Linked DNA regions of Homo sapiens: region 2 is linked to region 1. Evidence: chromatin loops called from intact Hi-C (ENCODE). Cell type or tissue: CD4-positive, alpha-beta T cell. All regions are shown on one strand. Each heading gives the region's core, and the rest is flanking DNA. Links, peaks and the distances in the headings are about the cores only. Region 1 has its middle 270 kb from the start of LINC02914. Region 2 overlaps LINC02295 (long intergenic non-protein coding RNA 2295).

The links. A loop is a pair of places that touch in the nucleus more often than their neighbours do. Peaks named below come from ENCODE experiments on the same cell type or tissue, not always from the same donor. Only the 100,000 strongest peaks of a DNase experiment are listed, where the experiment ranks them.
Region 2: it touches region 1 in a loop (2.3-fold over the local background); 5 of 110 quality-filtered maps call a loop at or near these places.

Annotation. Positions count from the first base shown.
Region 1 is chr14:98,441,806-98,447,189 of GRCh38, forward strand. No RefSeq gene overlaps it. Among named protein-coding and RNA genes, the nearest start is that of LINC02914, 270 kb to the right of the region's middle. RefSeq lists an enhancer at 3,858-4,359. In CD4-positive, alpha-beta T cell, for the core only: no CTCF peak of the experiment used is centred there; a DNase peak (open chromatin) is centred at 2,446; H3K27ac peaks cover 1,258 bases.
Region 2 is chr14:98,142,451-98,147,834 of GRCh38, forward strand. The region is part of intron 2 of LINC02295 (long intergenic non-protein coding RNA 2295); the gene reads left to right. All of the region lies in intron 1 of LOC105370655 (a long non-coding RNA gene), which reads right to left. Among named protein-coding and RNA genes, the nearest start is that of LINC02295, 9.2 kb to the left of the region's middle. In CD4-positive, alpha-beta T cell, for the core only: no CTCF peak of the experiment used is centred there; no DNase peak of the experiment used is centred there; H3K4me3 peaks cover 408 bases; H3K27ac peaks cover 429 bases.

The sequences.
Region 1 (5,384 bases), core at 307-5,306:
CTAACAAGTGAGCCTGTCGCAGTTTCATGGATGCTGGCGGAAGACACAAGCTTCCTGGGTCAGAGATACAGAACAGTTTTTTAATCACAGTTATAGAAGTAGCCAGAGCATCAGTATTTCTTGCACCTTCCCCATAAGCTCCAATTCTCACAGGATGACACAAAGAGAGCCAAGTGACACCTTCATATGCAATTCCCCGTATTACAAGAGAGGATCTCTGAGCTTAGGAAACCCAAATGTTTTATAATTAACAGTAAGGCTGCTAGCTCTTTCCTCTAGAGGGAAACACTATCCTATAAACAACTTTAGACAGATAGACCTGAACAAGGAGCAGTCAGTGCCTTATTCATAAGATGTGCAGAAACACAAGAAACACATAACCTTTTCCAATATAAGGCATGTATCTAAGGTCATGAATGGCAAGATTGGACCCAAATTGGGATACTGTAGAGCCCACATGCTAACCACCAGGCTCTGCTTTCTCCCAAGCTCTCAGGGCACCTGAAAGATGAGGGTGGCTAAGAGAGGACTCATGCAAAGTCAGCGGCTCTCTGGGGCCATTGGTGTCTTGGGCTATGCATCTAACCTGCCTCTCATTACCCCAGGGGCAGAGGGTCTGCTGCAATTAGCAGGCCAGAGACAGGAGTTTGGGAGTGAACTGGGCTATGAAGGAATAGAAATTGAGACCCAGAAGAACGATGGCAAGGCATGGTGACAGGGAGCAGAGAGTGGGAGTGAAGACAGGGCTGGGAAACCCTTCTGCTGGAGTCCTTCCCCTACATCTCAGTCCGAGCTGCATGGCTTGTGGAAGGCCCCTGGGTTTGAAGGGTCAGGTCTGAGAAGACCACTGTGAAATACAGGTGAAATACAGCTGATTAAAGGTGAAAGACCTGTCAGGCAAAGAGCATCATAGGATCTGCAGGTTTGGGAACTGAGGGCACAGCCTGACCCTGGCTGTCCATTCCTTCAATGGGTGAAATCTCGGCTCTGGTGACACTGGGTGTGGGTACAGCTCAGGAGGACCTTTCAATGGCTGGGGCTCAGTGTTTAACAAAGTTCTAATCTAGGTTAGGGCTCAATGCTGAGGGCTCTTTGGAGTAAAATCATCTCTTTATTAATGAGATCCAACCCTATCTCTCTGATAGAAATGATGGGAAAAGGTGCCCCTTTGGTGCTATTCAAATGAAAGAGTGAGAACAGTGGGTGTTTTTAAAACTCTCTCCCTATCATAGGAGGATGGAGCTCATTAGTGAGGGGAATGATTTTGCTGGGGAAAGGCTGTTACAATAAGAAAACATAACCTACTCAAGATGAGCCAGATCCAAGTCAATTAGGCTGGGAAAAAGATGGTAGGGAGAGGGAGAGAGAGAGAGAGAGTGAGCTTCAAAAATACCACCTCTTTCCTTCCATTCATTTGAATAACAGCAAGGGGACACTTTAGTTTTTTAATCATTTTTTTAGTTGAATCACTCTGGATCTCATTAATATAGAAATGATTTCACTTAAAAGACCTGGTGTTAAATTCCTGTTCAACTGAGATTAACCAAATCAAACATGATTTGACCAAAAAAGAAAAGTCTAAAGTATTCTATCTATTGCTAATACATTACAATCTGACTTTAAACTTATAAAAAGGATACACATGATATTTTTCATTCAGCTCCTTTTGATGTATCTGGAATACATTTTCCTAGGTAAACTGGTATTGAAATTCACAATGAAATGTGGTTAGCCACTTGAAGTTACTGAAAAAGAAGGGATTCAAATAATTTACATATGTGTGAGAAGGGGATCTGGCACATAATGTAAACCATAGAGGAAGAATATCTTCCACTGGGGACATATTTTCCTGGACTATTCCAGGAATCTTCATTTCATTAACCTTGCCGGGCCACAATTACTTTATGCTGTCAGGTGAATACTCTGAATCTGAAAGTGGCTCAACCTCAGCACTATTGACATTTGGGGCCCAAATGCATGGAACCCTTTGCTGTGGGGCCTGTCCTGGGCATTACAGGATGTTTAGCAGTATCCCCGACCTCCACCCATTAGGTGCTAGTAGCAGCACCCACCCAATGTGACAACCAAAAATGTCTCCAGACTGCAAAATATCCTCAGGATTGGGGGCAAAACTGCTTCCCCACCCCCGGGGACATCACCCCCCGCCCCACCTCATTGATAACCATGCTTTGAAGGTCATCTTGGCAAGGAAGCTAGAAGCTAAAGGAAGCACAGTGCATAGAACAATACATGTGCCTGGGTGCAACTGATGGTCCTAACTTTGTTCCAGAAGTTCCTCTGGAGAACCTTGACTTGCCTCCTTGCCTCCAACCTGCATGCTGCTCTAGTTTGCTTTCTACTCTCCCTCCATGGTAATTTTACTAAAGGGCTCTTTTCACCTCACCTTTGCTGGGTACCTCTGGGCAGGAAGTGGGGGTGGCATTCTGAGGTCACTCACTCTCTGAAAAACAACCAGGTGTGGCAAAGAACAGAGCCTTTAAAAACAGCCATGGCAGAGTTGGAGTCTCGGCTCTTTCATTTCCTAGATAGAAAGTCTTAGACGAATGCTTAACCTGCTTGAGAGTAAATAAAGCTGTTACCACAGATATACCCAAGGCAAAGAGACAGAGAGAAAGAAGAGAAGTAGTCTAGCTTCTCCCTTCCACCTGCTGCCAGGTTGCTTGCCCAGGGCTGTCAATGGCCACATTCAGGTGGAAAGCAGCTGACCAGTGTAAAACCTGGAGAAGAACCAGCAAAAGTCAACCCTCCCAGAGAGAGAGCTCAATGAGGCCCAAGCGAGGACTGGGTCTGAACACAAAGTGGGCCTAGAACCAGTGCCAACATCCAACAACAGGGATATGTGCTCGTTTTACAATTTTGTCTTTTTATAGTGGTTTCCCTGACTCTTCTGAGTTATGAACTGCTGTTGATAGTTGAGTCCAATACACCATCAGGAACAAACCATGGTAGTCACAGCATTATTAGTTACTGGATGTTCTGAGCCAACTAGAACCAGAACCAGATTCAAGAGAGCCTTGGACACATCCTCGTATGATTCCACTGGAAGAGCTTCCTGGGATGGAGAAGGGACCCTGCTGACATAAGGCTCTAAGGCAGGGATGGGCAAACTTTCTCTGTACAGGGCTAGCTAGAAATACAAGGCTCTGCCAGCCATACTATAGCTGCTGCAACTACTCAGTTCTACTGTTGTAACGCAAAAGTAGCTGTAGACAGTACCCAACCAAATGGATGTAGTTCTGTTCCAATAAAACTTTATTTACAAAAACAATGGGCTGGACTTGGCCCGATGGATGTAGTATGGCCATCCCTGCTCTGTGGGGCTAAACAATGTAGTCCTACGGCTCCAAAGATAGCAGCTTAATTGGATTGTCTTGCTTGCATGAAATCACTTATTTGGAGCCATTATTTAAGGGAAGGTAAGTTCCAGTTTATAAAATACTTTTTGTTCAATGGTTTATGTTTAGTGTAAATGTAGAGTTATATTATTCACAGTTAAAAATACAGCACTGATCAGGAGATTATTAAAAATGATTTAAATGGAGAGACAGACCTAATTGCACAGGAAAAAAAATAATTTTCCACAGGGTATATACTTCTTCTCTTGTAGAAAAGCACGCCAGTTTCCTTGGCAAATTCACAGCCCGGCACTCCGACGTTCTTAGCATTCATGCACGCTACCAATGGATTTACAATTGCAAATCAGCCCTGTATGGGAGCTGGTGATATGTTAGACTGTGTTTATTACATCTCTTGTGTGCCTGTACATTCGTGTGATGCTCACTCTTTCTCCTCCCAGAACAATTAGCAATGGGTCGACCTCCTATTGTTGTATTAGCGTAGGGTCTGTAATGTGGGAAGGAACTGGGCTTCTTCTCACTCTCCCTCCACAGTATCCCCTGTCTTTCCAGCTAGCAAGCAGCTTTCTCTCACAGGAACACAAGAAGAGCAGCTTTCTTTTAGATCTGTCTCCACCTAGGATGTTTAAGGAGCTCTAAATCAGTGCACCATGCACCAGCTGGTCTGAGAAGGTACACGGAATCCACAGCCATGTTCCCATCTCTGCTTGCATAATGCCTGTCCTGCAGCTCCTCCCACACCCCTGCCAGCAATCAGCATTCAATTCCCTTTATCTCCTGTCCTCTGGGGCCCATCTCAGCTTTCCCTTTAAAGATTCAAGTTGGGTTGGCTGCCCTGACTTTGCCTTATTCAGGATGAGCGATACAGCTTGGAGGGTGGGGTGTGGGTTTTGGTCTCAGACAGATCCAGTTTCCAATCCCAGCTCACTGTGTGACTTTAGGCAAAATACGCTACCTCAGTTTCCTCATTAGTAAAATGGGAGTAATGACACCTGTTATAAGCTGAATTGTGCCCCTGCCTCTCAATTCATATGTTGAAGAAGATGACCTTAGAGTGTGCCTGTATTTGTAGATAGGGCCTTAAAGATGTAATTAGGTTAGAATGAGGTCCTCAGAGTGGGCCCTAGGTCAACCTCACTTGAAGACATGTGAGGACATGAAGACTTGAAAACCATGTGAAGACACAGACAAAAACACAGCCATCTACCACCCAAGGAGAGAGACCTCAGAAAAAAATCAACCTTGCTGACACCTTAATCTTGAACATTTAGACTTTGGAGCTACAAGAAAATCAATTTCCATTGTGTAAACCCCCCAGTCTGCTGTACCTTGTTATGAAGGTACCCTTATTATGAAGGTTCCCAATAAGATTCAGTTTCTAGGATCTTATTGGGTAGTTGTTGCCCACAAGCTCAAGATGTTTCCTGTTTCTCAGGAATTTTTCCCCCAGTTGTGACCACTTACCTTATAATGCCTGAGGAGCCCACCTGACAATCACAAGACAGTCATCTGGGAATCATCTGATCTTCTTCGGGGCCCTTTCTTGTCCTGCTCTTATCTGCCAATCTACCTATTATAACAGTGGGAAGCAGGACCAAGCATGGTAACTTTCACTCGTGTCCATGTGAAGAGACCACCAAACAGGCTTTGTGTGAGCAACAAGGCTGTTTATTTCACCTGGGTGCAGGCGGGCTGAGTCTGAAAAGAGAGTCAGCAAAGGGAGATAGGGGTGGGGCCATTTTATAGGATTTGGGTAGGTAAAGGAAAATTACAGTCAAAGGGGGTTGTTCTCTGGCGGGCAAGGGTGGGGGGGTCACAAGGTGCTCAGCGGGGGAGCTTTTGAGTCAGGATGAGCCAGGAGAAGGAATTTCACAAGGTAATGTCATCAGTTAAGGCAGGAACAGGTCATTTTCACTTCTTTTGTGGTGGAATGTCATCAGTTAAGGCAGGAACCAGCCATCTGGATGTGTATGTGCAGGTCACAGGAGATATGATGGCTTAGCTTGG
Region 2 (5,384 bases), core at 88-5,087, 300 kb before region 1:
TTAATATTCTCCATAATTAATGCTCTCTATATTGGATGGGGTCTGATTTCCTCCAGGTTAGGGGTGACGGGAGACAGTGATCACTGAGTCTAGCTGGCTCAATGTCAGTAAGAACTGCTGCTATCTCTCTTGTTTGCACAAAAACCTGACATTCTGCCTTTGCCATAGAATTGTCTGCCATAGAATGAAATACAGCAGAAACCTGTATTTCATTCATCACCTCAGCTCTTACAAAGCTGAAATTGTATTTAAAAATTAAAAATGAAACAGAAATACAAGTGCCAAAGAGTGCACAGCACAAAAATATTCATCCATGCAAGGGAGGAATTATCTCTTTCACTTTTACCTCCCAAGCAGGCTCCTCCCGCTCCCCGCATCACTCCTTATCCTTTTACCCTGCTCTGTGCTTTATAGGACTTATTCCCACCTGATATATCATCTATTTCATTTGGGGTTTTGTTTGCTTGTTTGTTTTGCTATATACCATTACTTTCTCCCTCTTTTCAATACAGTGTCTTTGCTCACTGCCCCATCCCCTAACCTACCATGTTACAGGTGCTCAAAAAATATTTTTTTGAATAAATGAATCTCAACTCACTCCAGTTTTCCTACTGGTGGCATGTCACCGATCTAGTTATTCTGTCTTATAAGTTCATCTAGGCCACTAAGCTGGCATGATCATAGTATTAAAGGCAATTCAAAAAAGAGAGAGAGAAAAAAATACAGGGAGAAAGAGGAAAGTAATAGGAAATTGAGTATAAAGGCATTCAATCCAGCATTATCAGCTTTATAAATTATATGTCAATGTCTGTAGACTCCACGTATCTTATAGCTTAAATTTTAATTTGGGGTGTTTTTTTGTGGAATCCACCACGGTAAGGGCAGAGCAAGATTTTAATGGCCAAAGGCTATTTGCAGATTTGCTTGCAAAATTGCCAATTTCAAATATATTACAGAGAATTTGGACAAGACTGAAATATATTTGCAATGAGTCAAATATAGAGTTTATTTTTAAAAACATACTTTGATTAATTTCAGGTACCTAATTATCTCCTCAATTTAACAACTACTTCTGTTTAAATGACAGCTTTTAAAATATTTGACTCTAATAAACCTCCCCTGAAAACTTGTTATGCTATTAATTTGATAATACTTTTTGTAAATGGAATGTTCATTTGGTAAAGACAACTCAGTGTGTGTCTAAAAAAGTCAATCCTTGCAAGAATATGATACAAAATAGTATTTTACTATCTCACTACTAAAATGACTGTACTGAGTGTCCATCCCCTCTGCTCTGATGGTGTAGGGTGATGTTTCTTTGAGGCTGGGGATTGGATGACCATCCCAGCTGAAGCCTATCCAAAGCCCCCAAGTCTCTAAGGACTCCTATTGTAGAAGTGATTCTCACTGCAGTCCAGTCTCATACCCAAAGACAAGTTGAGAAACTCAGACTTCTACCCTTTTCCACGTGTTCTTGACAATAATGAAAAAGATGTTTGTAGTATCTAGATATGTCTTCCTTTCATAAAATCATCATTTGATGGTCAGCAACTAGAGAAGACTACAGAGAAACTGTGACTAAGAACAAATGGACTTCTCCTTTCCCATGAGATGTGGTATGTTGAGTGGCCACTTGGGAGTCAGGTTTAGATTCTGAGCTTAGTTCTGCCAATGACTGTTGTGTTCAAGTCCTTGTAGCTACATCTGTAGAATGAGAATATGGGACTAGCATTAATATTTTATCAGTTTATGAAGGTAAAAAAAAAATCATGGTGGACCATCTCTTAGACTTGTAAATTCAAGCCAGCAAGCATTTATGCATTGGACATTCTGTGCCAGGCCAGTTTATAGTCCCTCTGCTAAGTGGAATTAAAATATACAATACACATATGTGTATGCCCATGTGCACACACACTCACACACAAGACAGTGGCTGCCTGCAGGAGGATTGCAATCTTCAGGATGCTGTCAATTGGAAAGATAGTATCATATAGAAGAAAAAAAGTAGACTTCTGGGATTCAGATCTCAACTCCACCCATCAGCATCTCTGCCCTGGCGGGCAAGTTGCTTATTTGACCCAGAGTATCCTCAGCTGAAGAATAAATGGAGATAGGAATGTATACATTATGAGGTCATTACAGAGATTAACATAGACTTTTTTTTTTTTTTTTTTTTTTTGAGACAGAGTCTCACTCTGTTACCAGGCCGGAGTGCAGTGGCAGGATCTCGGCTCACTGCAACCTCCACCTCCCGGGTTCAAGTGATTCTCCTGCCTCAGCCTCCTGAATAGCTGGGACTACAGACACACACCACCACACCCAGCTATTTTTTTTTTTTAATTTTTAGTAGAGACGGGGTTTCACTATATTGGCCAGAATGGTCTCAACCTCTTGACCTCGTGATCCACCCACCTCGGCCTCCCAAAGTGCTGGAATTACAGGCATGAGCCACTGTGCCTAGCCAACGTAGTCTTTTTTAATAGACCATAATATATAATACTCTTATGCACACAGTAGGTGCTTGGTAAAGAGTGGTTGTGATGACTGTAATGATGACAATGATGGCAATGGAGATAGAAGGTTCTAGATTGAATCTTCCCATAAATGAGTTTGCCAGGACAATAGGAAATTGCAGCTCAGAAGCTGTAACTCAGGGACCTGAAGGCTATGAGTCACCACTTTGCTTCGTGCCTGTCAGTTCATTTTTGAGAATCCACAGAAATAGAAATGTTCTATCAGACCAACTTGGATTGCCATCTGGCCCACACATTTTCCTGGCACGGCCCGAAGGCCAGCACTGCTCTTCTCCCCTCCAAGCAAAACCCCAAGTTTAGCAGAACAAAATCTGCTGCTGAAATGCATCAAGCACGGCATCGGTTCATTATCACAATTAGCATATTAGTAGTAGTTATAAGGCAATTAATGTTAATAATAATTGAATCTGTGTTAAGGTCATTAATATAACTACTAGTTATTATAAATGGCTAGTATCCTATTTAATAAAAACAGAAACAGTAATAGGGAGTGCTTCATACTTTTCAAATGGCTTTCACATTTCTTCAGCTCACTGAGACTTCTTTGGAGATATTATTATCCTTAGTTTCTCTTTGGGGAAATTGAGGTTTGAAAAGTTAAGAGACTTATCCCAGATAATAAACTAACATGCAGAAAATTTGGAATTAGGAATTCCACCTTTCGACCACTGGGGTAGCAAGCCCTGGAGTTTGAGTAGAGAGAGGAGAGACATGTTCATCAAGTAAAGCACTATTTGGCACAACCACTGAGTATCACAGGATGCCAGGACCGGAAGAACTTTGGTGTCCATCAGATTCAATGCTTTTATTATACAAGTGAGGAAACTGAGGCCCAGAAAGATGAATTATTCCCCTCCAGTGAATAGCGTTGTGATACAAATTTCAAATTAATTTTTATGTCAGAGTCCCTTTATGTAGTCTCACTCTTGAGCCCCCGAAGTGACCTATTTAAAAATTTTCCTGTGAGCTGAAAACCAGATAATCAAGTTTGGTAAAAGTGTGTATTAACTTATCGATTTAGCTCTAAAACATACCTAGTTGTATTTCCCAACATGTGTCTCTTTTAATTCTGTGGCATAGTATTAGTTATTTTGTTAGGATTCCTTGGATAATTACATGTGAAATATACTGGGTTAAAATGTGACTTACACAGTCTCTGTTTTTGTTTTTATTACTGACCTTTTTATTTTTTTCCTGTGTTTCCATCCATGTTTGACCATAACATTATTTGCTCTCAGAAAACTCCTTGAGACTCATGTTTAATAGATCACAAAATTTGGGGAACTTGAGGGCAGTGGGATCTCTTGCAGGGCTTTCATGCATTTATTTGTAGCAGGTATTTCTGATATCTGAAAGTCTGCTGGGTTTGCTTCTGAGTGTGTGACCAATTTATGTCAGATTAAGGTCTGAAAATATCAACTGCAGATATGAGGGGAATCATAGCAATCTTGTTTTATTTTAACTCACAAGGACATTAGCAGCCACCGAATCCATGCTATGGGAGATGATTCCAAACTTCTTTTTCAGCCCTAAACCCCTAATGAGTGGCAGTCGTCCTCAATCACTGTTTACTAAGTGCCTACAATGTGCCACTTTTCCACCATTTCTGGCTATTTTTGGCTCCTTCTGGATCTGGGTGTCCTGCGGTGAGACACCTGAGGAGGAGGCATGCACAGAAGGGAGAGTATTTATAGGTTTGGGGCTTTGAAATTAGGTAGTTGTACTGGAGCAAATAATTTCTAACAATATCATAATCTCTGAAGGTGGCCAGATAAATAAAGCTGTGAGTGAAAGCAGTCATTTCTTCTACGTCTCCCGGATTGTGTAGCTACTGGAAAAAAAAATTCTTATTGAAGAAAATTAAGAATAATTAGAGAAGAAATGAGAAAAGTCAAAAGGATTTGGCCAAAAGCTTGGTAACATTTGCAATTTTCCTCCGAGAGACGTTCGTTTTACTAGTAACCCTTAAAATGCACAGGCTTTGAGATGGAGGAGTTAGTTCTTACTGATCTAAAGTTTGGCTTCAGCTGTGTCAGTCTCAAAAATCTGTTTGTTTGTTTTATAAGTTTTTAGGAAAAAAATATTGACTTTGAAAATTGCATGAGAATAAAAAGTCCAGTGAACAATAACTTTCTTTCTCAAAGACCTATACATATGGATTTTTTAATTTTGCATTCAGGACCACATTTTCAGCCGCTTTTCCTCCCCCAGCCTCCTCTTTAAATATGTAAAACTCTGCATGCCTCTAATTGTTCCTTCAGTTGTCCACTTGCACCTTCAAATTATGGGACAAGTGGCCAATTGGGCCTGCAATTGGCTAATTGCACCGACAATTAGCCAATTGTGGGTATAATTAGCTGCATGTAGAATTAATCATATGCATAAAGTGGGCGTCCACTCTTTGAAATCATAGAACTAAATGTGTTCTAGATGCACATCTGTACTCGGGCACAAAAGGGACACAGGCGAGAATCCTGGATGAATCACTGTTAAGAGAATCATTAAAACAAATCTGGTGCTTGGTTAAAAACGCCACATGATTCAATTCTGAATATTAGGTCTACTTGCTTTCTTTATAAGGAGCTTGGTATGGACAAGGCAAAGAAGATAAAATTCTTTCATCAGAAGCCTTCTGCAAGAAAATGTCGTGGCGGCTGTCACCATCCAATTGCATTTTTTAAAAAATTAAATGGTTGGATTTATGATACAGTTGGCCAGTTGTAGCAGGTGGACTCTGTCACTCGAGTCTCCATAAGGAATTACATTCAGTTTGGTCCAAATACTTGCCACAGTGAGACATGTTCCATCTCAGTCACATTTAGCACTCATGTTTCTTAGTCTGGTTTGTGC